2 separate regions of the Mus musculus genome follow, and region 1 is linked to region 2. A link is a loop called in an ENCODE intact Hi-C map of the cell type or tissue named here. Cell type or tissue: heart. All regions are shown on one strand. Links, peaks and the distances in the headings refer to the core of each region. The heading gives the core; the rest is flanking DNA.

Evidence for each region. Hi-C counts contacts between places; a loop is a spot of excess contacts. Peaks named below come from ENCODE experiments on the same cell type or tissue, not always from the same donor. Only the 100,000 strongest peaks of a DNase experiment are listed, where the experiment ranks them.
Region 1: it touches region 2 in a loop (10-fold over the local background); 10 of 42 quality-filtered maps call a loop at or near these places.

Annotation. Positions count from the first base shown.
Region 1 is chr2:112,192,291-112,204,919 of GRCm38, forward strand. No RefSeq gene overlaps it. Among named protein-coding and RNA genes, the nearest start is that of Lpcat4, 41 kb to the right of the region's middle. In heart, for the core only: no CTCF peak of the experiment used is centred there; no DNase peak of the experiment used is centred there.
Region 2 is chr2:112,475,179-112,487,807 of GRCm38, forward strand. It overlaps Chrm5 (cholinergic receptor, muscarinic 5), which reads right to left and starts at 5,639. Exons shown (of 1, transcript NM_205783.2): 1 at 3,894-5,639. The coding sequence starts at 5,591. The coding sequence ends at 3,993. In heart, for the core only: CTCF peaks have their summits at 6,590 (motif pointing left) and 6,808; a DNase peak (open chromatin) is centred at 9,923.

The DNA of each region.
Region 1 (12,629 bases), core at 1,482-9,481, 280 kb before region 2:
ACCAAAGAATGGATACAGAAAATGTGGTTCATTTACAGAATGGAATACTATTCAGCTATTAAAAACAAGGACAGCATGAATTTTGTAGACAAATAACTGGAGCTAGAAGATGTCATCCTGAGTAAGGTGACCCAGACCCAAAGGGACATGCATGATGTGTACTCACTTGTGAGTAGATATTAGCCAAAAGTACAGAATACTTATGATACATTCCAACAACTCAAAGAAGCTGTGCAAGAAGGAGCAAGCAAGGATGCTTGAATCTCACCTAGAAGGGGGAATAAAATAGTCATAGGAGGCAGATGGAGGGAGGGAACTGAGTGGGAGAGTGGTGGGGGAGGGGGAGGGATCAGGTGTGAGGAAAAACAAGAGAGAGGACCAGAGAGCCAGGAGAATGACTGGAATCTACAGCTGTTGGGGAGTGGGGAGCAACATCTCCAGGAAGTACCAGAGACCTGGGATGGGGAAGTCTCCCAGCAGTCTTTGGGGGTAACTTTAGCTGAGATTCATCTCAGTAGAGATACGGATTCTGAAGAGGCTACCCACTGTAACCAGGCAGAACCCCAAGTAGAGGAATAAAGACATCAACATAACCACAAAACCTTTAACCCAAAATTTGTCCTGTCTACAAGAAATGCAGAGACAAAGATGGAACAGAGACTGAGGGAATGGCCAACCAATAACAGGCCCAATTTGACACTCATCCCATGGACAACCACCAATCTCTGACACTATTAATGATACTCTGTTATGCTTGCAGACAGGAGCCTAGTATATCAGTCCTCTGAGAGCCTCTACCCAGCAGCTGACTGAAACAGATGCAGAGACTCACAGCCAAACATTGGACAAAGGTCAAGGACTCTTGTGGAAACATTGCTGGAAGGTTTGTGTGCCACAAAGCAGATGAGAACTCCACAGGAAGACCTACAGAGTCAACTAACCTGGACCCTTGGGGGCTCCCAGAGACTGAACTACCAATCAAAGAGCATACATGGGCTGGATCTAGGTCTCCTGCACATGTGTAGCAGATATGCAGCTTGGTCTTCATGTGGATCCCCAACAACAGGAGCAGGGGTTGTCCCTAAAGCTGTTGTCTGTCTATGGAAACCTTTTCTCAACTGGGTTTTCTTATCTAGCCTTAGTGGGAAAGGATGCTGCTAGCCCTGTATTGACTTGATTTGCCGGGTAAGGGGGAAAGATTATGGGGGGCTTCATCCTCTCAGAGGAGAAGGGGAAGGGGTGGGGTGGGCACTGTGTGAGAGGGGGACCAGGAGGGAGGGAAGCAATCAGGATGTAAAGTGAACAAATTAATGGGAAATAAAGAAATCAAACAAGATTTTTAATACTTGGTGTTGGTGTACTATCTTCAACATTAGAACCAAACACATAAGTTACCTACTGATGACTTAGAAGTTATATATTATTACTGACATTATTAAAATAGAAAGTTATACTGAAAACTACCAACTGCTAATGGGGAAAATGCCTTGCACTCGTACTGTATTTGATTCTCCTTCAATACCCTGTAACTCCTTCACCAGACCCAAATGTTAATCTGCTCTGTGAGACTTCTGGAAACATTTGCATGGAACTGAAAATGGACAAAGAAATAGCTCTACTTATATTTCCATTTACCAAATATTAAATTATTTATTAGCTTGTGTTCTTTAAAAATAGAGAGAGATTACACAGACGTGGTTTTTAATCTGCTCACTACCTCCCTCGGTCTTAAGGCTTTGGTTTCTTTTTATCCTGTTTACTTTCCATCACTCCCATCTCTGTATGTCTCACATCTTCATCAAACTCCTCTGTCTTGCAGCATGAAAAATTATTGGACTTGTGCATAGAATATTAGAATTGAGTGTTAGAGCTATTAACCAACATCATTTGTTCCATCTCCTCAAGTTATAAATGTTAGAATATAGAATACATTTTAAAGGAGCTTGATGGAACTTTCCAGGGGCTGGGAGGAAACTGTTATAAAGTCACCAGGGAGAGTCAGGCTCAAGGAACTGTGATGCCGAACACTGCATCAGTGCCCTTTTGTTTTCAGATGGGCTGTGTATTTGAACTGCTGCCCATATTTCACCCTGTCAGGCTTTCTGGAAGGCCTAAAGCTGTATATCTTCCTTATATCCCTCCCTTCCTGTAGAGTCATTCTCATGTGGCATTTCTAATTCCTTTCCTAACTTCTCCATGGTCATACTTTTCCTGGGTCAGGCCCTATGAAAGGTGATTTTTAAACCATTGCTTTAGTTATGGAAAAAGGAAAGGTTCATATTAAACAGTATTCTCTTGTCTAGAATGGCATTCTCAGAGACTCTCAATCCGAATCTACTATACAAGGACTCTTTGTAGACTTGTATAGATGCTGTGTGTGTGTGTGTGTGTGTGTGTGTGTGTGTGTGTGTGTGTATGTGTGTGTGTGTGTGTGTCCTTTAAATTACCAACACTTAATCATCTTGACATATTTACGGTGTAAGGCAAGAGCTCTATTTGGTTTTCCTTGGATAAATAGCAATTTGTTCCATTCCTTTTCTTTGAATGAAACAATATATTTTGTATATTAAACTACTATGTATATTGGGATCAATTTCTGAAATTTGTCTCATTCACTATACAATGTGTCTATTGCTCTGTCTATATAATACTTTTTATATGTATTTTATGTGTATATGTGTGTGCACATATGCACATGCCATACATGTGCAGATGCCCACAGAGGCAAGAAGAGGAGCTGTTGTTACAGACTGCTGTGAGCTGCCTGAGATGGGTGCTAGGAACCAAACTTAAGCCTTCCGGAAGAACAGCAAGTGCTCTTAACCTCTGAGCCATCCCTCCAGTCTCAATATACACCATACTCTCTCCATGACTGTGGTGCTTATGTGATGCTAATGGTCAGTTTTAGCATCTCATCTGAAAAGGTCAGCTTCCTATGTATATTTTCCTTATCATTGCAAAGTATTTTTGGTTGACATTAATCGTACAAAATACACTGATTTTCTCATGAACCACGTACTATGATTGGTCTGATGTTTATTCTGTATAAGTCACAGTAAATCATTATGGCTCTTTCTCAAAAAAAGTAAACAGAAAATTTGATGTTAGTCAAGTACGTATGAAAATATGTTTTTCTTTAAAATGTGTATGGCTAATTATCTAGCATGGTTAAAAGACTAGAAAGAAGACTATGAATTGACCCTTCATGGGGTGGTGAACTTATGATAACTTCATATCACTTATGCCTCTGGAAATGTGGGAGGCAGAGACAGACTCCTCGCCTGTAAGCTCACAGGTCAGCTAGCCTGAGATGTGCAAAAAATGAGAGACCCTTGGAGGGAGAAGAAGAGAACCAGCTCCCAAAAGTTGTCTCTGACTAACACGTGTGTGGTAGTCATCAACACACACAGATGCCACACTACACTAGCAAATATTTTTTAATACAATAACAGAACAGAACGACAAAACCATTCATTGTACCATTTCTGGTTATATCCAAAACGGAACTATAGTCAGCCTGTAGGACAAAGATATTTGCATATCCATAATTTGTGGCACTATTCACAATAACTAAACTATGAGCACAATCTAGTTGCCTTCCAACAGATGAACCAATAATGAAAATGCTATACATATTTTTATATTTATATATAATTTATAATTATATATACTAACATATATTAGTAATGTATTATTCAGCTATAAAAAAAATGGCATCCTATCATTTGCAGGAAACTAGGTGGAGCTTCAGGACATGTTATGTAAAGAAAAACACATAAGCAAAACAGGTTCCACATTTGTCATATATATAAAGGAAAAACAATATAACATTTACCTAGAAGTGGAAGACTGACCACTAGATGCGGCATGGGAGAGGAGACTGATATTCTAGGGCAAATCGTACATTTTGTAACTATGTTTGTTACAGATATTAATCCCTATTTTTGTGACACGGAATCTCTTGTAGCCTTGCGCTCACTGTGCAGTAAAGAATGACCCTCCTACCTTAACCTCCTAGATAGTGGGTTTACAAGCGTGTACTGCCATGCTCAGCAATAACATACGTTATGATGAACAAGAAGTCCAGCTTCTAGGAGTGTATGTTCTCGCTGATTAAAATACAATAATTTGCAGATGACACCAAGAAGAAATGTCACCTGACAGAAAATATCAAGAAAGAAACATTGTTTTGAGCTTTTGGCATCTTCTTAGTTGATATTGAAAAGGAGCTCCTGACACAAAGATAGCAGAAGCAGAAAATCACCTGTTTTACAAAATTGTGTTCTAGTCTTGCACTAAGACTAGTATGCTTGAAGAAAACGATTCCATTGGTGTAAGTTGAGCAGTGAGGTATTTAAAATCTGAATTACAAAATCCATACATGATCAGAAGAGGTTCATACAGAAGGAATTAACCATCAGACACAAGTTAACTTCAAACCATAGCCTGATGGTATCTGAGGCTAACATGAAATTGGTTACACTTGATTATTATGTTTGACAATAGTAATCTTTAAAATCATTATTTGCTGTTTGGCAAAATCTGTTTTCAGAATTTTAAGAGAAGCTACTCATAAAATGGGGGTTGATTTCTATTCTCCAAGTGTTAATAAATCTCTTAACACACTCAGAAGTGACCTGGAGGAGTCTTTATTAGTGAGGGTCTACATGTGCACTGAGGAGTGCTCAGAAGCATCTCTGTATTATGCACTTAATGCCATTTATCAGACCTGCTACTGTGACAACCAAAGTTTCATGAAATAATACCAAATGGCCACTAGGTGGCAGTCACTGCCAGCAGGGAAGCGCTGTTGTTCAGTCAGAGACCAAATGGGGAAAGCTGTATGCACTAAATACATTCAAGTTGTGAAGTAGAGGTATATTTATTTTAATTCATACCTTGGTTAATTTATTTTTAATTTTTCTACATGTTAATCATGAAGAGAGCTTCGTACTTAAATACTACATAATAAATAAAAATTTCTTATAAAACTAAACTATAAATAAACTAAATTTTGCTTGGAACGAGGGACATACTTCAAGCATTTTTTATAACATGTAGGAGGCCCTATATTTAATTCCTAACACGACAAGAGAGAATTCCTAAAAACCTTAGCTTGAGGTCTTTCTAGAGCCACAAAATGTACTTATAGGATAGACATATTTATAATCTTATGCTTCTTCATGCTGACATAAATGCATGCCTCTTTGCCGCTAGTTTTGATAAAATACTATTGAGATAAGATCAATTTTCAGTGTTTTTCCACTTTTCTTTAGTACAATTACATAATTTACAATTAGAAAATGATATTAAAGAGTAAAATCCTGCCGGGCAGTGGTGGCACACGCCTTTAATCCCAGCACTTAGGAGGCAGGCGGATTTCTGAGTTCGAGGCCAGCCTGGTCTGAAGAGTAAGTTCCAGGACAGCAAGGGCTACAAACCAAAAAAGAAAAAAAAAAAAGTAAAATCCTCAAAGCATGGTGGAGCACATATGAAATTGCAGAAGCTGGGAGAGTGAGGCATGAGGAATACTGTGAGTCTGAGGCCATCCTAAGCTACAGAAAGGACAAGGAGTGCCAGGCTTGGTGGCACTCATCCTTAGTCCCAGCACTTGGGAGGCAGAGGCAGGCAGATCTCTTTTTTTAACCCAAGAACCATGACTGCTTTCAGTTAATAAGCATTGTGCAAAAATAACACATAGCATATAATAATAACAACAACTATCCAATGCGGAATTAATGGCTCCTCAGTGTTTTTATGATCTTTAAAGCCAGAGTTCCATTGAAAGAATGGACAGACAAAACAAAACAAAACAAAACAAAACAAAACAAAACAAAACGTCCTACAGAAGGCAGTTCACAGTTCATTTTTTCCCAAAAAATAAGAACAATAGAGTTGTGTAATCATCTTAATATCAGACACACACGCAAACTCATACACACACTTAAGACTGTATACCCACACATAAAATTATAAATAAAAATAAACGATATAAGGATTCCCTAACCATTTTACTCATCGAGAATAGACCCAGATTTTCCAGGCCTAGACCTCCATGGCCATTTGTTTATGTAACCCTGGCTTTAACAGAGCCATACAAAGACATTTAACAGTTTAAAGAGTGGCAACTCAGGAAGTACAGAGTCATGCTTCCTAAATTCAGCATGAAAAAAAATTTGCTATAGACTAGGATACATTAAAATAAAGACATCCGCTTTTGTCTGCTGTACACAGCCTCTCAACTACTTTCTGGAATGTCTTGCTAACGTTCCTTGGGTTGATGAGTTCTATACTTATGCCATTAATAAAAGATACTTTTTATTTTAATTTTTGCTGGGTTTGCATATTATTTATTACATTACAATTCTAATAGCATGGAACTACCACTACACTTTTCTTTCTTTTCTTGGTTACCACCCCATTCCTTGTTTGTTTGTTTGTTTGTTTTTGTTTTTTGAGACAGGGTTTCTCTGTGTAACCCTGGCTGTCCTGGAACTCACTTTGTAGACCAAGCTGGCCTCGAACTCAGAAATCCTCCTGCCTCTGCCTCCCAAGTGCTGGGGTTAAAGGTGTGCACACCATGCCCGGCTTACCATCCCATTCCTTATGACACACTTTTTCTTATATGCTATTTTCCACATCAACACTCTCCGTTTTCTCCCTACAGGTCCTCAGCACCAACCATAATTAGATTAGTAGGATTATTTTCTCCACTCTCTGCTCATGTGTTTCACTGAAAATATATCAGTTAGTTTTTATCTTTCTGGAAATACTACTGGTTTTATTTATAGTGTTGGGGTCCAGGAGTTGCCCAAAAAACACATAAACACAGATGGTTTACTGAACGTGTGCCCTAAGACTGATTGATCAGGGCCATAGCTCAGAACTTGGGAGCTGAAGCTACAACTCCGGACATTTTTCCATGCCTGACACAGGTGCTAGAAGTGCTATTCAGTGGTCGGCCCTGACTCAAGCCATTTTAAACAGAGCAGTTCATATTGACCTTTAATTTGATGGGTTCTACAGGAAGCTTTTTGGAATTTAGACTCCCACTTTTTCCATTTCCCCTCCAAGGCACCACTTCCCTAAAGAACACCTGTCCTTTAGCTATCCTCCCATGTGGCTCTCTGTACACCTCACACTGCAAACCTCCACTTCTATCTCCAAGACCAGGCACAAGCTCGAGGAGGGAAGAAACCATGAACACTCATGATCCAGCACAGAAGTGGGAACATAATAGAAGCTAAAGTGGTATAATAAATAAAGTGAATAGTAAATAAGGAAAACCATCCGAGCTAGAAATTGTGGTTCTATAATATTTCAGAAAGACAGGGGTCCAACTGCGGAAGTTAGCAGAGTATAGTATTTTACGAGAGTAGTCAGTTCAGCTTTGCTGTCCTCATTCCTTGTTTATAACTGGTTAATATAAACACACTGCCTGATTTATAGCCTTGTGTGTATCTGGTCTACAAAGCTGGTTCTACAAGCAAGAACAAATCAAACCTAGTAGATATTTACTGACTAATCAATCTGAATCTAGGGCTAAATCCAAACACCCAGAACTATTTGTCCTCCAGTGTGCTCCTGACTCATGGCCTAACTCTCACAGCATGGTTCTTAATCTTAAATAGCAGCCTCCGTTCTCAACAGAGTATCTTCAACTACTGTTCTCGGCTGTCTCAATACCCCTCTGCTCTCCTCGGTGACTTCAAACTGTGCTGTTAGTGACCCGACCATGTTGACCATGGACCAGCAAGATGGCTGGGCAGGTTAAGTAAGACACTTGCCATCAAGCAGGATGACTTGAGCATGATGATACACACACACACACACACACACACACACACACACACACACACACATGCATAAGTGAGCAAATGTATTTTTGGAAACAATGGAAACAAAGCAAGTCCTGGTCATGGAAATAAATGGAGCCTGTTTTCTCACCCACCTGTTTTCTTTTCTTTCTTTCTTTCTTTTTTAATTAGATATTTTCTTCATTTACATTTCAAATACTATTCCCTTACCTAGTTTCCTCTCCAAAAGTCCCCTATACGCTCCCCGGCCCTGCTCTCCAAAGCCCCCCCCCCCCTTTCCTGGCCCTGGCATTCCCCTGTACTAGGGCATATGATCTTCACAAGACCAAGGGCCTCTCCTCCCATTGATGACCGACCGACTAAGCCATCCTCTGCTACATATGCAGCTAGAGACAAAAGCGGAAATGACATCATCCAGAGAGCTTACCCCTGCCATGTGGCTCTATTTGAGGTAACACAAAAGGAGAAAGCATACAGATATTTAGTAATACAGGTGGTAGCAAAAGAAAACTGGTGGGGGGGAGGGGGAGGGGATGGAGAAAGAGAGAGAGAGAGAGAGAGAGAGAGGGAGAGAGAGAGAGAGGGAGAGAGAGAGAGAGGAGAGAGAGAGAGAGGAGAGAGAGAGAGAGAGAGAGAGAGAGAGAGAGAGAGAGAGAGAGAGAGAGAGAGAGAAGCCAATGTGGCTTCAATCCAGGCAGAATGCCTCTTAGACTGACTTCCCACAGCTACATAAGAGAAAGCAGCTAATAGGCCCCCAAGGGGAAGTGATCATCCCTCAAGAATACAAAAGCTTTACTGAGTTGTTTTCTACCTTAGGACTTGTGGCAAAATGAAGTCCTGAGAGTCATTAAAGATACTTTTCAATTACTAAAAACATACCTTTTCAGTCAGGATTTTATTAATTTTGTATTCTTCCTGCTTTGACTTTTTAAGGCTGATGTCCGGAACCATCACACCCAGCTGCTGGTTATTTTTGAGTGAAATCATCTGACCTCCCATATACACACACAGCAGACACCAAACTACCTACTTAATATTTATTCTCTAGATACACATATCTAGGTAGCTCAAAAAAAATAAGCAAACACAACAAAAGCCCAAGAAAGAGAGCCACCAAAAAGTAAACCGCTTGTTCTTGGTCTGAGCTCTAATGCACCTGTTAATCTGTATAACAGCTTTCATCAAAGATATTGCCTCTATGTAAAAGGAATGTCATTTTACCAAATAAATATCTATTTACATATTATCTACCTTCTATCTATCTATCTATCTATCTATCTATCTATCTATCTATCTATCTATTGGTTTATGGAAACAAGGCTTCTCTGCATAACAGCCCTGGCTGTCCTGGAACTCTTTTTGTAGAACAGGTGGCCTTGAACTCACAGAGATGCCTCTGCCTCCTAAGTGTTGGGTTTTAAATCATGCAACACCATGCCCACCTCCAAATAAATATTCATGATCACTTCATGAACTGGGGCTTCCAGTGTCAGGCTAGTTTTCTTGACAAAATATTGTTCATTAAAAACAAACGCTGACACCATTGCATACACTAGCAAGATTTTATTGAAAGGACCCAGATGTAGCTGTCTCTTGTGAGACTATGCCGGGGCCTAGCAAACACAGAAGTGGATGCTCACAGTCAGCTAATGGATGGATCACAGGGCTCCCAATGGAGGAGCTAGAGAAAGTAGCCAAGGAGCTAAAGGGATCTGCAACCCTATAGGTGGAACAACATTATGAACTAACCAGTACCCCGGAGCTCTTGACTCTAGCTGCATATGTATCAAAAGATGGCCTAGTCGGCCATCACTGGAAAGAGGGGCCCATTGGACACGCAAACTTTATATGCCCCAGTACAGGGGAATGCCAGGGCCAAAAAGGGGGAGTGGGTGGGTAGGGGAGTGGGTGTGGGTGGGTATGGGGGACTTTTGGTATAGCATTGGAAATGTAAATGAGCTAAATACCTAATAAAAATGGGAAAAAAAACATGTAGGCTATTCAGTAAGATATTAAATTAAAAAGGGACAGAATTAGGGATTTCCCAGCACTAATGTCAATTTAATACGCTAAGTTCTGTTATACAAAGTCCTTATATAGAAGAGAAGGGGGAGAAGAATAGGGGGGGAAAAAAGAGGAAAAGAAAGGAAACTTATGCTAAAATTTATATGGAGCCACAAAAGACCCAAGATAGACAAAACAATCCTGAGCAAAAAGAACAAAGCTGAAGGAGCTACTATTCCAGATCTTAAGATATATTCATTATGATAAAAAAAAAAAAGCAATATAGTACTGACTCAAAAATAGACATGGAAACTAAAGGAACAAAATGAAAGGCCCAAACAGGAGTACACATAACTTCATTTAATATTTGACAAAGATGCTGGCAAAACTGAATGTCCACATGAGGCATGAAATTAGTCCTGAATCTATCACGTTGCACAACGTTAACTGCAAATGGATCAAAGACCTAAACCTGAAAGGGAAAGTATATGCAGCCCCTCCCTGATGCAAGTCTGGTCTCATTTGCCTAAGAATTAAGGCCAACAATTAACAAGGGGGACTTCATAAAACTGAACCACTTCTGACCAGATAAGGAAACAATCACGCAGGTGAAGAGGAAGCCCACAAAATGACAGAGGATTAGTATCCAGAATACAAAAAACCTCAAATTTAAAAAAACAAAAAAAAAACAAATGATCCATTGGAAAAATGAGCCTGGGACTTGAATTGAGAGTTCTCAAAAGAAGGAAAAAGATGGGATGGCAACGAAATATGTTCTTCATTCCTAGTAACCAGGAAAATGCAAATCAAAATAACTTTGAGATTTCTTCTTACCTGGATCAGAGCAGCAAAGATCAACAAAACAACCAACAACAAATACTGGAGAGGATTCGGGCAAAGAGAACCCTCACTCACTGCTGGTGGGATTGCAGACTGATGCAGGCTGTATGGAGAATTCTCAAAACGTTAAAAAGTAAACCAACCATACGACTCCTTGGCAGATGCCCAAAGATTCCAACATCCTTTTGCATAGATGCTTGCCCAGGCATGTTCACTGTTACTCTATTCATAATAGCTAAGAAATGCGTACATTCTAAAAGTCCTTCCGCTGCCAAATGCATAATGAAACACATACAGATACTCTATGAAATGAAATCATGAATTCTTTTCCTAATGAGAAAAGTCGCATTGAATGAGGTAACCCAGACCCAAGAAGACAAACCTTAAGCATGCTCTCTCATTGGAGGCTCCTGGCTCTGAACCTTCAGATGTGAATACATATCCTGGAGTAACTACGGAAACCAGAAAAGTAAAAAGGGACCATTGCCAAGGTTAGAGTTTGTGGAAGCATCAGGGAGGGGAATAGCAAGGCACAAATGATCTGACTGGGGAAACATGGGAAATGGGAAGGAGGCTCTAATTAAGGAGGGGGAGAGAGAAATACAGAAGAAAGAGGAAGGAAGATAGAATAAGAGTAAGGATCAATAACATTGTAAGGAATCATATTATTAACTGTCTCCCACAAAATGCCTATAGTAGACATAAATCTCTGTATATGTGTATAGTTTAAATGAAAATTTTCCATCAGCACTAACAATCCTCCTTTGAAGAGCCAAAGAACATCAAATAAAAAATCCAACACCAGGCATAAGAAACCCTCTTTTGAGTTGTCCGTCAGGGTAGTCTGAGAGACTCCCAAATATTACAGGCTACTGCTATTAATCTTGGTTACCACACAGATGTAGAAATAAGTCCCTATTGCTGGAGGCACCTTGCACTTCAGGCACTGGACCCAGAGGCCCCTGAGCAGGAACTGACTTCAGAGCCTCCCTGCTGAGGACTAGTTTTTTTTTTGTTTGTTTGTTTTTGTTTTTTTGTGCAGCTTTTATACTGAAGCTAATATTGAGCTACATTTGAATTTCACATTCTTAGCAGAACAGTTGCCTGAGCACACACATTATAGGACATCCATTTTATTATTATTACTATTATTACTATTACTATTATTATTATTATTATTATTATTATTCCTCATCTTCTGGTTCATTTTCCTTTGTGCCTTTTGGCATGCCAGGCTCCTTCTTTCCTGCCTCCCTCTCACCTGCCTCCCATTCCATACTTCTATAGTTTAATTGCCTTCCGTTCCCATGGCTATTTATCTTTGACTGACTGTTCAGAACACATCTCACCCAACTTTTCTTCGTCTCTACAATTTGGGTGATGTCTAGCGCCTCAGGAAGAGGGCAGACAGTGGTTTGGGGGAAACACTGAGGTCTTTTTTCTTTACTCCTTTCACCTCTGGGAGGATCATATTCTCCCCATCACGATGACCATTGTCACTTCGGGTCGCATCTTCACGTCTGATCTTCTCCTTTGCAGATGTGATCATTTGTCTCTCAGAGCTTTCCTTGAGAATGCATCAAAATTGACCAAGGCATCAGCGTATTTCATCTTGTGCTCTCCCAAACAAGTCTTCAGGAAAAAAGGATGTGAGAACATTTTCTCCCTCCCTGTTGGCTTGGTAGGGTCTCCTTTATCCATGTGGATGGAGCAGCATCTACTTACTGGCACAGGCTCTTCCCTCTGAGTAAAACCAAGACATTTCCTTCCCCAAGCTTCATACATAAATGATTTTGTACCACAATTTTAAATTGGGCTATTTATTATGAACCCATGGAGTTTTATTTTTTCAGTTCTTTCCATATTATTATTATTAATCCCTTAATAGATGTATAATTGGCAGTTTCCCTCCCTCTTCCTCTTCATTCAGTTGACTGTTTCCTTAGCTATGCAGAAGGTTTTTAGTTT
Region 2 (12,629 bases), core at 2,148-10,147:
AGTTCTCCTGCTTTTTGAATTCCTGCAGTGGTTACATAAAGTAACTCTGTTCTTAAGAAACACAGTGAGATGGGAAGACAGCCTATTCTCAGAAAGCTGAGAAAAACATTGTGTGTACATTTTTTAAAAAATGAGAGAGTGCCCATTAATGGGACAAAATTTTAATGCGTTTGTAAAGTAGATGAAGGGTAAAAATTTGTTTGTAGTACTTATTCAGCTTTTATATAAGTTCAAAATTAACTTCAAAGGAGTTTGTTCTTTTAAAAATGTGCTTCTGGCTCTATTCCTAACACTCACCCACTCATCTAGATTTTCTTAAATCAGCGGAGAGCTTGCATAATGTTGAACCTCACTGATGAACTGACAAGAGGAAGCTGGCGATTAAAATCACTTTCAGTGGTGGTGAAATGACGTGACAAAGTGGAGCTGTTGCCTTTGGTGCAGGGTCTCTGTCTGAGAAGAAGAGTTGTGTTTCTAGGTCTGTCCCTAGCCCTTGTGCTACAGGAGAAAGGAAGAATTTTAGCCATAGACTTTTAAAATCATCATTATTTAATCTTAATGTGGTCATTGGTAACTGAAATGGCAAATCACAGAAAGTAGCAAGATGTGTATTCCATAGTTTTATCCTATCTTAAAGGGGAAGGCCATGCAGAGCTGGGTAGGACCCTGATACAGATGGGTCCATCATGCTAACCAGAGAGCATTCTCCAGTTTTAACACTTTCCATGGAATCACTGTGTGGTTACATTTCTTTAGTATCCAGAACGACACAAGTACAGTATACTTTCCTGTGATTTGGATATTTACAGTAAACACCCATATACCCAAACCCAGGGGTTCAGGTACAGATTTAACAATTACAAAGAACGGACAGCATTATCCTCAGAGGACTCTCACCAGAGGGTCAAAGCAGAGGCCCACTGATGACGGGCTTTGTTTTGCCAAAACATGAATGGAAAACCAAGATTCTGGGACTTGTCACCAAATGCACAGCCAAGGAGAAACAAAGCACATTATTGACAGCATGTATCATTCAACAAATAGCTAGTTAAAGCTGGAAATAGTTCATCACAGACACAGCTAAGGACGCAGGGGCCCAGGCCTAGGGTCTGGTCAGCTTGTGCCCCACCCACTTCCCAGTCCCTGTACTTTACAATTGGATGTCTGCGTTCAGAAGGACCCACTCAACAGCCTGACTCTAGGAAACCTTTGTTTTCTCAGGTAGTTTGGGGGTGTGCTTTGTCTATGCTAATGGACATGAGGAGCCCTGTACACATGAATGCTTTCCAAAATCAATGATAAAGATCAATTTCTCAAAAGATAAGTGAAAAGGGTTGGTTCTGTGTGACAGTAGAGTGTTCCGTGTGTCTCGAGGAGCAAGACGCTCCCCATTCCAGTTCTGGGTAAGTTTGCTCTAACTGGCTTACCTCTCTGTTGTGAATGCCGAGTACTCAGCACAGCGTTAAAAATGCCATTTTCATGGAGAGATTTCGGATTCTGCCAGCAGCCAAGACTTTAAAGGAAAAGAATCAAGCATGTGTGGAGCTGGTAGAGCAGGTTTTTAAGTAAAGCCACACCCTTCTGGTATCATGTAGGCCTGGGAACCTCTGTCTCGGAGATTTGAGCCAATTAGTATTTCTACTAAGTTCTTGGCAGGTGTCAACCTGCTCTTCACCAGGGCTCCACAACTAGGTGCATCGAACATGTTTCTCCTCAACATGAGATTCTGCAGGGATAGGATAGAGGGCCATCTGGACTAGCCTTGTCCTGTCCAAGAGTCTCCCATCCTGAAGCCTCCTTGGTATGTAACTCCGTTCTTTTGGATCAAAGGAAGAACTCAGATACACACCTGATTCTCAGGAAACCAGGTCAATTCTTTTTTCCATCATCTTAGAAAATGGGGTTAAAAGAGAGCTGGCTTCCATTGAGTGAAATGAAATCCAGAATTTTTTTTTTCTTTTTGAAATAGGATCTTGCTAGAGACAAAGCTGTCTCTACCACTCAAGTGCTGGGATTACAGGTATGTTCCACCACACCCAGCTAAAGTGTAGAGAATCTTTTAACACAGCATCAAAAGATATCAGCAGATTTAGCTATAAAGTTTCCGGCAGGAGTTTCCACCTGTCAGTTGTTCGTGAACCATTGCCCTGCTTTTACCCTGTATCTTTCACTAACTTGACTTATTATTTCATAGCTTTAATTTTCTTGGACATGTATTATTTTCAGAATCATCAAAGAAGCATCTGAGTTCACCTTTCCCCAGTCCTGTCTGTCTCTTAAACTCAAATGCAGCAGGGCTTTGAGCGTGCCAGGTAAGCGCTTTCTACTGAGCACCACTGCACTTCCAGTTGGTTTATATAAAAATACTTGGATAGTTCAGTTAAATTCTGTTTTTAAGTAATTCCAGCATACAAATGTATGTCTGTAATTTTGTTTTTATATCATTATAGCTTACACTTCTTTTTTAAAGCTGAAACTTATATGTTTGCATTGGTGCTGTGGGTTGAATCCAGTGCCTCCTGCATGTGTGGCAAGAATGACATCACTAGCTGGGCAGTGGTGGCACACGCCTTTAATCCCAGCACTCGGGAGGCAGAGGCAGGTGGATTTCTGAGTTCGAGGCCAGCCTGGTCTACAGGGTGAGTTCCAGGACAGCCAGGGCTATACAGAGAAACCCTGTCTCAAAAACCAAAAAAGGGGGGGGGGATGACATCACTGGGCTCCCCATAGTGAAGCTTCCATGTTTAAGGACCATGGCCAGCTGCACTGAACCCTCAAGCGTACTTTTATGAGCTTCTCACTTTTGGGTGAATTTGGATAGGTCTCAACAAGGAAGTCATTTTATTTTCAAATATAAAAGACCTATAAAGAAGAAGAAGAAGACATCCCCCTCCTGTTTGTCCAAGTAGCACACCTATCCCACACAGGACAGTGACCTGTGTATATCTGAATGTGAGTTAGGGTTCTGGGTGAGGGGGTTAGGGACTTAAAAGGCTCTTAAAGACATTTTAAAAGCATGGGAAGAATCCTATTTGTTTTCCACGTTTTGTGTTTGGTTTGTCTTGAGAAGAAATTAGAAAGCAACACCCTGAAAACAACATAAATGAACAAGCATTCAACATCCTGGAGAGAATCCTGGGCAGGACTATTATACAACTAGTTTCTCCTGAGAACACAATGTACTTAATAAGTGAATCCAAATGGACACCAGAAATGATACACAATATTTGTTTAGCAAAATAGTTACCCCATTGGTAAGCATGAAAATAACTATGTGTGATAATGTATCATCATTATTAGCAGAATAAAGGCCCCTCTAGGAGACCAAGTGTACAAGTAAGCCAATGTTAGCATCCTTCTTGACTCAAGATACTGAGAGAATGATGGTTTGGGGAATCACCATGGTTTCAATGGGTGCAGGAGTTGTCATAGTTACGAAAGGAAGAGGAAGAGCATTCTTTCTGTGTATGATCAGAAAAACATGCCACAGTACAATGCACATGATCGCTGTGTAATAAATGTGGATTGCATTACAAAGAGTGATATTCTTAGAAGCCAGGTGAATAACACTTTTATCTGGAGGTGCAACTGGCTTACACGCTCCTGATTCTTGCTGATATAAGAAAACTTCATATGGCCACATACATGTTACACAACACTCTATGACAGAATGTAGCAGGGGAAGATTTCCACCTGGTCCCTGCTGTTCTTCACAGATCAATTCCTGAAGTTATTGTCCATGGTGACTCAAGTGTACTTCCAGAGAAGGGCCCTGAGTCTGTCTCTCTGATTCACTGGCAAATTCTAGAGGCATTGGGTGGCCTTGGTAATGGACAAGACTCACCTCACAGGCAGGTGCATGTGTGACTCTTTGTTTGACAACAGACCTTGCACCTTGACAAGCCTTCAGGGACTCAGAATGGCAGATGACATTCCTTTAACAAGCAAACCAGACTGTGATCATTGTTCTTTCCAGAGGAGTTGCTAAGGATTCAGGGTAGCTTGCTGTTGCCTTGCCAATACAATTTCTCTTCTACTTTTTTCTTTTTCCACCGGCAGAGAAGCAGCAGCTTAAAGGTCTTCCTGAAGGTTCTGTTGCAGAGAGCGTAACAGATGGGGTTGATGGTGCTGTTGACATAGCACAGCCAGTAACCCAAGTGCCACAGGGTGACAGGGACACACTTGTCACAGAAGGTGGAAACCAGGACCATGATGTTATAAGGAGTCCATGTGATGATGAAGGCCAGGAGAATGGCGCTCAAGGTCTGCGCCGCTTTCCTCTCTTTGACTAGGACCATTCTCTTTCGTTTGGTCATTTGATGGCTGAGGTGGGGATCCAGGCCTTTTGTTGAAGGGTCTTTGGACACTGGGAAGGAACAGGGCATGATTTTCACCTTACGACAGCCATTGTTTGTCTCCTGGGTCCCGTCAGCTTTTACCACCAATCGGAACTTATAGGCAACACACTTCTGACTCTTGAGTCTGTGAGCAGCACCTGGAGACAGGAAGTACTTGGGAGTGTCATAGTCATTGTTTTCAGTCCGAGGGCTCACAAACGTTTCCTTGGTCTCTTGGGTATTGAATTCCTTCCCCGGGCTTTCCTTGGCCTCATTCTTGCAGACCACTTGAAAGACAGGGTCAGTGGTGGCCTTGGCTTCGTCCTCTGAAGAGGGGCAGCTGCTACAGTTGGTAACCTGCTCAGCCTTTTCCCAGTCAGCACTTAGATCAGTGGCCTGGGTTGGCTTTCCCGTTGTTGAGGTGCTTCTACGGGAGGATGACCAGGAGGCCTGGTTCCGTACTCTCTGGGCCAGGCTGGGTCTAGGGCAGCTAAAGAAAGATCTGAGCAGGGTCCTGTGAGCCGGTTTTCTCTTCTTGACTTCTGCCACAGAATCGGAACCTTGGAGGTCAGCCAGGTCCTTGGTTCGTTTCTCTGTTTCCCGGTAGATCCGGCAGTAGAGTATGGTCATGACGGAGACAGGGATATAGAAAGCGGCAATGGCGGTCCCAAAAGTGATGGTGGGCTCAGAGAGGAACTGGATCTGGCACTCATCAGGTGGTACTGTCCGCTTCCCGACCAAGTACTGCCAGCAGAGGATGGCTGGCGCCCAGAGGATGAAGGAGACCAGCCATGCCAAGCCGATCATGATGCCAGCCCTCTTTGGGGTACGCTTGGCTCGGTATGTCAGTGGTCTTGTGATGGAAAAGTAACGATCAAAGCTAATCACCAGAAGGTTCATGACAGAAGCGTTGCTGGCTACATAGTCGAGTGCAAGCCAAAGGTCACAGGCCAGACTCCCGAGAACCCAGCGTCCCATGAGGATGTAGGTCGTGTAGAGGTTCATGGAGAAGATGCCAATGATGAGGTCTGCACAGGCCAAGCTGAGCAGGTAATAGTTGTTAACTGTCTTGAGCTGACTGTTGACTTTGAAGGAGATCATGACCAAGACATTGCCGACAATGGTCATCAGACTGACCACAGCGGTCACAGCTGCAATAGTAATGACTTCCCACAGTCCATGGCGTTCCAAAGCCTGGTGATTTACTGGGGTGCCGTTGACAGTGGTTTCATTGTGATAAGACTCCCCTTCCATCCTGGCTCAAGAAATTACACTCAGATTTGGTCCAAGGTTTGGCGCTACTCTCTGTTTGGAGCTACCTCCCCTCTTCTTGGCCAGTATCTGGAAGAAACACAAACAGGTCAGTTCCGCTCATCACACACACTTCTGCATAGTTTTCTTTTTCATTTAGGGTTCATCATTGCTAACAAAATTATGAAGTGCACGTAGAACAAGATGCTGAATTGTTGAACCTTTTTCCCCACTGAAGAAATTAATTATCAAAACTATTCATAGTGTTGAAATACTTAAGGTAAGTATAAGGTAGAAGGCAAAATACATTTTGGATAACATTCTAGAAATATATCTGTACACATCATTGCATTGGATAACAGTATAGTAATATATGTATATAATTTTTATCATTGCAAAATTCTTCTGCCTAATGAATTTTGGACTTTGACTATAAAAATTCAATTACATGTTTTTCAATGAAAAATTCTGACATTTTTACACACATAACAAATGAATTTTGTCTTCCTGTCTCATTGCCCTCTCTCATTCCCTGCTTCTCCCACTGAAACCATTCTTCATCCATAGAAATTGCTAGGCCATCAGTAGTAACATTTTTATCAGGGCTATTCTTTTAAAAATGTATTAGTTCTTCGAGAATTCCATATGTTGTATTTTGATCATATTCACTCCCCCAACCCCTTCTAGACCCACCCCTCCTTACCCACCCACCCACCCACCCAACTTTGTGTCTTTTACTTTTTTGTTTGTTTGGTTTTTTTTTTGTTTGTTTGTTTGTTTGTTTTTCGAGACAGGGTTTCTCTGTATATCCCTGGCTGTCCTGTAACTCACTTTGTAGAACAGGCTTGGCCTTGAACTCAGAAATCTGCCTCCCTCTGCCTCCCAAGTGCTGGGATTAAAGGCGTGTGCGACCACCAGCCCTTTTTTAACTGTATAATCCTTTTGCTTTTTCAAACAGCCCTCAATGCCTGAGCATCTTTCATATGTGTGAAACTGCTGCCCTCTTGTGGCAATTTTATAAAAGGGGGGGGGGTTGAGAAGGTAAGGGAGAAAGAAAAGAAAAAATAGAATTGCTTAAAAGGAAGGGAGGGGGAGGTTGGAGGGAGAAGGAGGAGTGGAGGGCAGGAATGGGGGTTGGGTGGGGGATAAAAGTGGAGTTGGGGGAGGGGGAAGGTGAGTGTGAGTGTGACAGACTTGAATTTGGGACACATAAACTGGACATGAACACCAGATGTAGCAACCAGAAGCAGTAGGTTTAAAACACAAGTGCTCACAGTGGGTTAAATATCAGGAAGAACTCCAGAACTCCTGTCGAAGGAATGTGTGAAGAAACAAAGTTTTAGGCAGCTCTTATTAAGTGACCTGTATTTCACTTCTTTTGACTGATAAAGAAGAAGTGCAGTCCAAGGTTCATTTCATTGAAGAGATGACTTCTCATTGTGTCTGAAGCGATAATGTTAGGAGCAGGATTTCAACTGACTGGCTTTAAAAATGGTGCTTATTAGTGTGCTAAGTGCCTTGGAGCATAAAAGAGATGTGCCAGCACATGAATTGAGAGGCTTAATATTACTCGGCTTTATCAACCATCCAGGAAGAAAGTTGGGCCTTCAGGGACAGAAAGGCCTATTCCTGAGGATATTAAATGGCTGCACTGTCGCTGAGGACAGGAAAGCCGGTGAGACAGTTTAAATTCGAGGACTAGACAGGGAGTCACTGGATGTGTGTGTGTGTGTGTGTGTGTGTGTGTGTGTGTGTGTGTGTGTGTGTTTGTGAGAGAGAGAGAGAGAGAGAGAGAGAGGGAGGGAGGGAGGGAGAGAGAGAGAGAGAGGGAGAGAGAGAGGGAGAGAGAAAGGGAGGGAGAGAGAGAGAGAGAGAGAGAGAGAGAGAGGAAGAGAGAGAGAGAGTGTTTTCCTCCCAGTTCTGGGGTGAGGGTGGGGCTCCTTTTCCTTCTGTCTTATGCAGTATTCTCAGACTTCTGGAAACTTACTATTTTTCTATGTGTGCCATGTCATAAAAAGCCTTGGAAATACTGCTGTAGATAGATTTATGGGAAAGTCACAAAGTCCAGAATTCCTTGGCAGCAAACTCTTTCCAAAAGAAGTAAAAGCAAAGATTCTATATTCATCTTTGCACTCCTAATGAACACATGTTTTCCTGTAAGCAACAGGAGGAGAATGTCTTGAGGAGACAGCAATCCCCTGCTTCAAGCAAGGCTGACTGATCTAGGAAGATTAGGACTGATGCTTGAGCCTGGGTTTAGTTCCAAGGAGATCAGAATGTATCTTGTTAAATTGTTTGGGGGCTGCGGTGGTCAGAAAGCTGTGTGGACATGGGAAAGAGGACGAGGAGGAGAGTGGTTATGTGTGCATGGATGTCTGTGCACCATGTTTGTGCAGGCATGAAGTGCCCTTTGGAGGCTAGAAGTGGGAGTCGTCTCCTAGGAATGGAGTTACAGACAGTTGTGAGCCACCGTGTGAATGCTAGGAATTGAATCCTGGCCTTCATGCAGAGCTGCGAGTGCTTTTTAAGTGCTGAGCCATCTGTCTAGCCTGGCCTTTTCTTATTTTTAAAGAAAAGTGGAAATAAACCACATTTTCATGCTAATGAGAATGGCACATTAGAAGGTAAAACTGATACATGGGAGAACATGCTAGAGTTTCTGGTCTCCAGATAAGTGAGCTGGCATGGGGCCTAACGTGGCAACAGAAGTAACTGCCTGGGACTGGAACTGAGGTCCAACAATAGTATCCCAAGGGAAGATGGAGTATAAGAGTACGGATCCCAGCTGCTGTGTTTAGTGATGGCAGGGCTGGAAATTATCTTCTGATAATGTCTGTTACAGAAAACCTGGTCAACAGCTTAGAGTGTGGAGGGCAGTAGAAATTTGCAGTGTATATTTTAGGGATGGCTCCATCAATTTTGAGTTCTCTAAGCCTGAACCCTTGAAGCTCTTTAACAAATTCCATTAGAGCCTCATGGGCTTTGATCGTTCTATCACCTCTAGAATAAAACGGGCAGGAACTTGGGGCTTACAGCATAGGTACTGCTAGAATCCCTCTGTGTCCTGTGAGTACCCCTAAGTAGTAGATGCAGATGTTTAAAATACATAACAAGTGGAACGTCAGACCTGGCGATGCAGGCCTAAGAGCTCAGGTACTCTGGAGGCTTAGATAGAAGGATGGACAATTCAAGGCCTGTCTGGACTCCAGAGTTAGGAAAAGGCCAATTTATTGAGATGCTGGTTCAAAAGAAAAAGGAAAAAGAGCAGATTTCTTTCTAAGAAATCCTACCAATGTTTTCCACTCTTCTTTTTCACACTTCTTATACTCTCCAAGTATAAGAAGGCAGCTGAACTATTTTAAAAGTTGGCCTGATTACAGAAAATTCAGAAAGATGTGTTTGTTGTACGAGACTTATATTTGTAGGGGGTCAACGCTTTGTTTTAGAACTGTCACAAACAGCCAGGACGTGGTGGTGCATGACTTTAATTCCAGCACTTGGGACATAGAGTCAGGTGGATCTCTGTGAGTTCAGAGCCAGCCTGGTCTATCTAGTGAGGCTCTCCGCCAGTCAAGGCTACATACTGAGACCCATTTCTTCTTTCTTTCTTTCTTTCTTTCTTTCTTTCTTTCTTTCTTTCTTTCTTTCTTTCTTTCTCTTTCTTTCCGAGACAGGGTTTCTCTGTGTAGCCCTGGCTGTCCTGGAACTCACTTTGTAGACCATGCTGGCCTCGAACTCAGAAATTCACCTGCCTCTGCCTCCCGAGTGCTGGGATTAAAGGCGTGCGCCATTGCCGCCCAGCTCGAGACCCATTTTAATGGACAAAGATAGATAGATTAGATAGATAGATAGATAGATAGATAGATAGATAGATAGATAGATAGATAGATTGACCATCACAATATTTGTTTTCTAAATAGTGAGAAGCTATAAGCTCCATGGTCTTGGACTAGGAATTATGAAGCTCTCTTGTGAGGTTTATATGAAAGCCCAAATGTTGCCTTATCATAGTGATTGTCCAACCTGAATGTTCATCAAAGTTAGCAAATTTACTCAAGCTGATCACTAGGTCTCATCCTGAGAATTCTGGTTGTACCGAGGCTTAGATGTCAACAAGTGACACTATGTTGCAAGCCCACATTTTGGAAATGACTACATACTGAATGGATTCTCTTTTATAAAAGTAAAACTGGGAGGGGTGAAAAGAGTCTAAGAGCCAGAGGTGGGTGTGGTGAGGCTGAAGTGTGACCAAAACAGTGTTCCCTGAGCATGTGAGACCGCTGCACTCATGAACTCAGCAGTGTGGCTGCCTGCCTAGGACCTGTGCAAAACCAGGCCAGTCAGCATTCCAGCCTGGAGATGGGAGGGGCTCAGGAGCTCCTGCTCCTGACTGAGGAGCTGTTGACAGCTGATGGCTTCTAGGGGAGTGTCTTCTAGGGGTTTCTTTAAGGGTATGGCTACTAGTTGGTCAACTCTGCTCCAGGCGACAGTTCCATGAATATGTGGGCAGCATGAATTGCAGCCTGTGGAGCTCTCAAGAAAAGAAAAAAAGAAAGAAAATAGTTTGGAGGAGGTAGATTATATGTATGTGTGAAATTCTCAAAAATATATTAAACAAAAATAAAAAATAAATAACATAGGTCGAACGTATTAAAAATATACAAGTTCAGCTCATTTTCTTAAGGATCTTCCTGTGTGACTGACACTTTCTTGTGGTATCTCACAAGTAAGGAAAAACTGACTTTTGAACCAACACAATGACATATATTAAAGATAGGATTATTGGGACTGGAGAGGTGGCTCAGCAGTTAAGAGCACTGACTGCTCTTCCAGAGGTCCGGAGTTCAATTCCTAGCAACCACATGGTGGTTCACCATCTGTAATGAGATCCAATGTCCTCTTCTGGTGTGTGTGAAGACAGCTACAGTGTACTTATATACATTTTTTAAAAAGTACAAACAATATCAGAAAATCCACCTTCATAGCTTCTTGCAATGCAGGAGGTTCTGGTGTGTTCTTCTCATCATTGATGATGCTTTCTCTGTGCATCAGAACTCTACGGGGGCTGGTGGCTAGGATGTAATTCTAGCTACTTGGGAGGCTGCTGTTGGAGAATAGTAAATCTGAGGCCAGATTGCACAAATTATCAAGACACTGTCTGTATTAGTCACTTGTCTCCTTGCTGCAGTGAAATACCTGATAAAGAGAAGGGATGGTTTATTCTGAGTTAGGGCTTCAGGGAGCACAATCTAGTGTGTCGGGAACACAGAAGCGAGAGGTCCCTGGTCACGTTGTCACCAAAATCGGGAAGCAGAGAGCATGAGGTCCTTGTCTTCAGACTGCTTCTTTTCATTTGGTCCTGACTGTTGTGGAACTCACTGTGAAGACTAGGTTGGTTTGGAACTTGTGGTAATCCTCTGTGATGTTAGAATCTTGATGTTTCCCATAAATGTGTATGTAAATTTGACAGGTAGCTATTTCTGTAGCTCTCTTTTAAGTAAAGAATTCGAGGAGGAAGCTCCTCTGATGATGGCTGAGCAGAGCACTGATCTATGGGGCAGCAGAATGTCTTTAGGAGTCATTTTATTGGTGCGTTCTTCTAGTAGGACAGTAGTATTTGGTTTTACCCTAGGTCCCTGGGCTATCTAATCTTAGATTCTTGGTCATCCAAGCAGTTTTGGTTATGGTTTCTCTCTTGTGGAGTGGGCCTGAAATCAAATCAAAGAGTGGCTGGTTATTCGACAGGCTTTGTGCCACCATTGTGCTGGCAGACTTTGATCAAAGGTTGTTGCTTAGTTGGTGTTTCCGTTTTTCCTTCGGTTGTGTGCAGAGTACCTTCCTATACCACATACACTAGCAGGTAGCGTGAAGGCTCTATGTAGGCACCAGCTTGACTTCTTTGTGTTCATCGAGTTGTTGGGCCTCGTCTGCAATTTGTAGCAAGCAACCTCCAGTCTTGGCAATAGCCTGGCTTTGTTTAGGGGTTTCCACTGGACTCCTATGTCCAGAATTTCAATTAGATGTAACCCATTCCAGGTACTAGAAGTTTCATTTGATGAAAAAACATCCAGTTTGAGTCCTGTCTCTCATTATTTGGCAATTTCATTCAGGTCACCTTCATGTATGTATGTATGTATGTATGTATGTATGTATGTATGTATGTATATATTTTAGGAAGTTTCTACTGTATTAGGTTTCCACACTACCATTTGAATGGCCTTTAATTTTCTCCGTCTTTCTCCACATTCCCTTCCTAGTCCTCTTCTCACTTTCCCTCCCCACTTGATCCTCCTGTTCCATCCATAGCTACCTATTTTATTTCTTTTTCCTAGGGAGCTCTATCTGTCCCCCCCACCCCCCAGTCCCTTACTCTATATGTACTCTCTGTGGTTCTGTGAAATGTAGCTTGGTTATCATTGACTTAACAGCTAATATGTACATATTAGCCAATGTATGCCATACCTGTCTTTCTGGGTCTGCGTTACCTCACTCAGGATGATTTATTTTTCAGTTCCATTAATTTACTGATAAATTATAAAATTTCATTTTTAATGGCTAAATAATATTCAATTGCATAAACATATCACATTTTCTTTTTACATTCATTTGTTGAGTTTGTTTCCAAGTTCTGGCTATCATGAATAGAGCAGGAATGGATCTGGTTGAGCAAGTGCCTCTGGGGTAGCACGGAGCATCATTCTGGTATATGCCCAGGAGTGGTGCCGGGATCTTGGGGTAGATTGATTCCTGTCTTCCTGAGGAACCACCACAGTGATTTCCACGGTGGCTGTAGAAGTTTGCAGTCCTACCAGCAATAGGCGTATATTCCCCTTACTCTGCATCTTTGCAACATGAACTGTCATTTGTTTTATTGACCTTACCATTCTGACAGGTGACAGTTGAAATGTAGTTTGTTTATTTATTTATTTATTTATTTATTTAAAATATCTATTTATTTAATATATGTGAGTACACTGTTGCTGTATTTAGACATACCAGAAGAGGGAATCGGATTTCATTACAGATGGTTGTGAGACACCA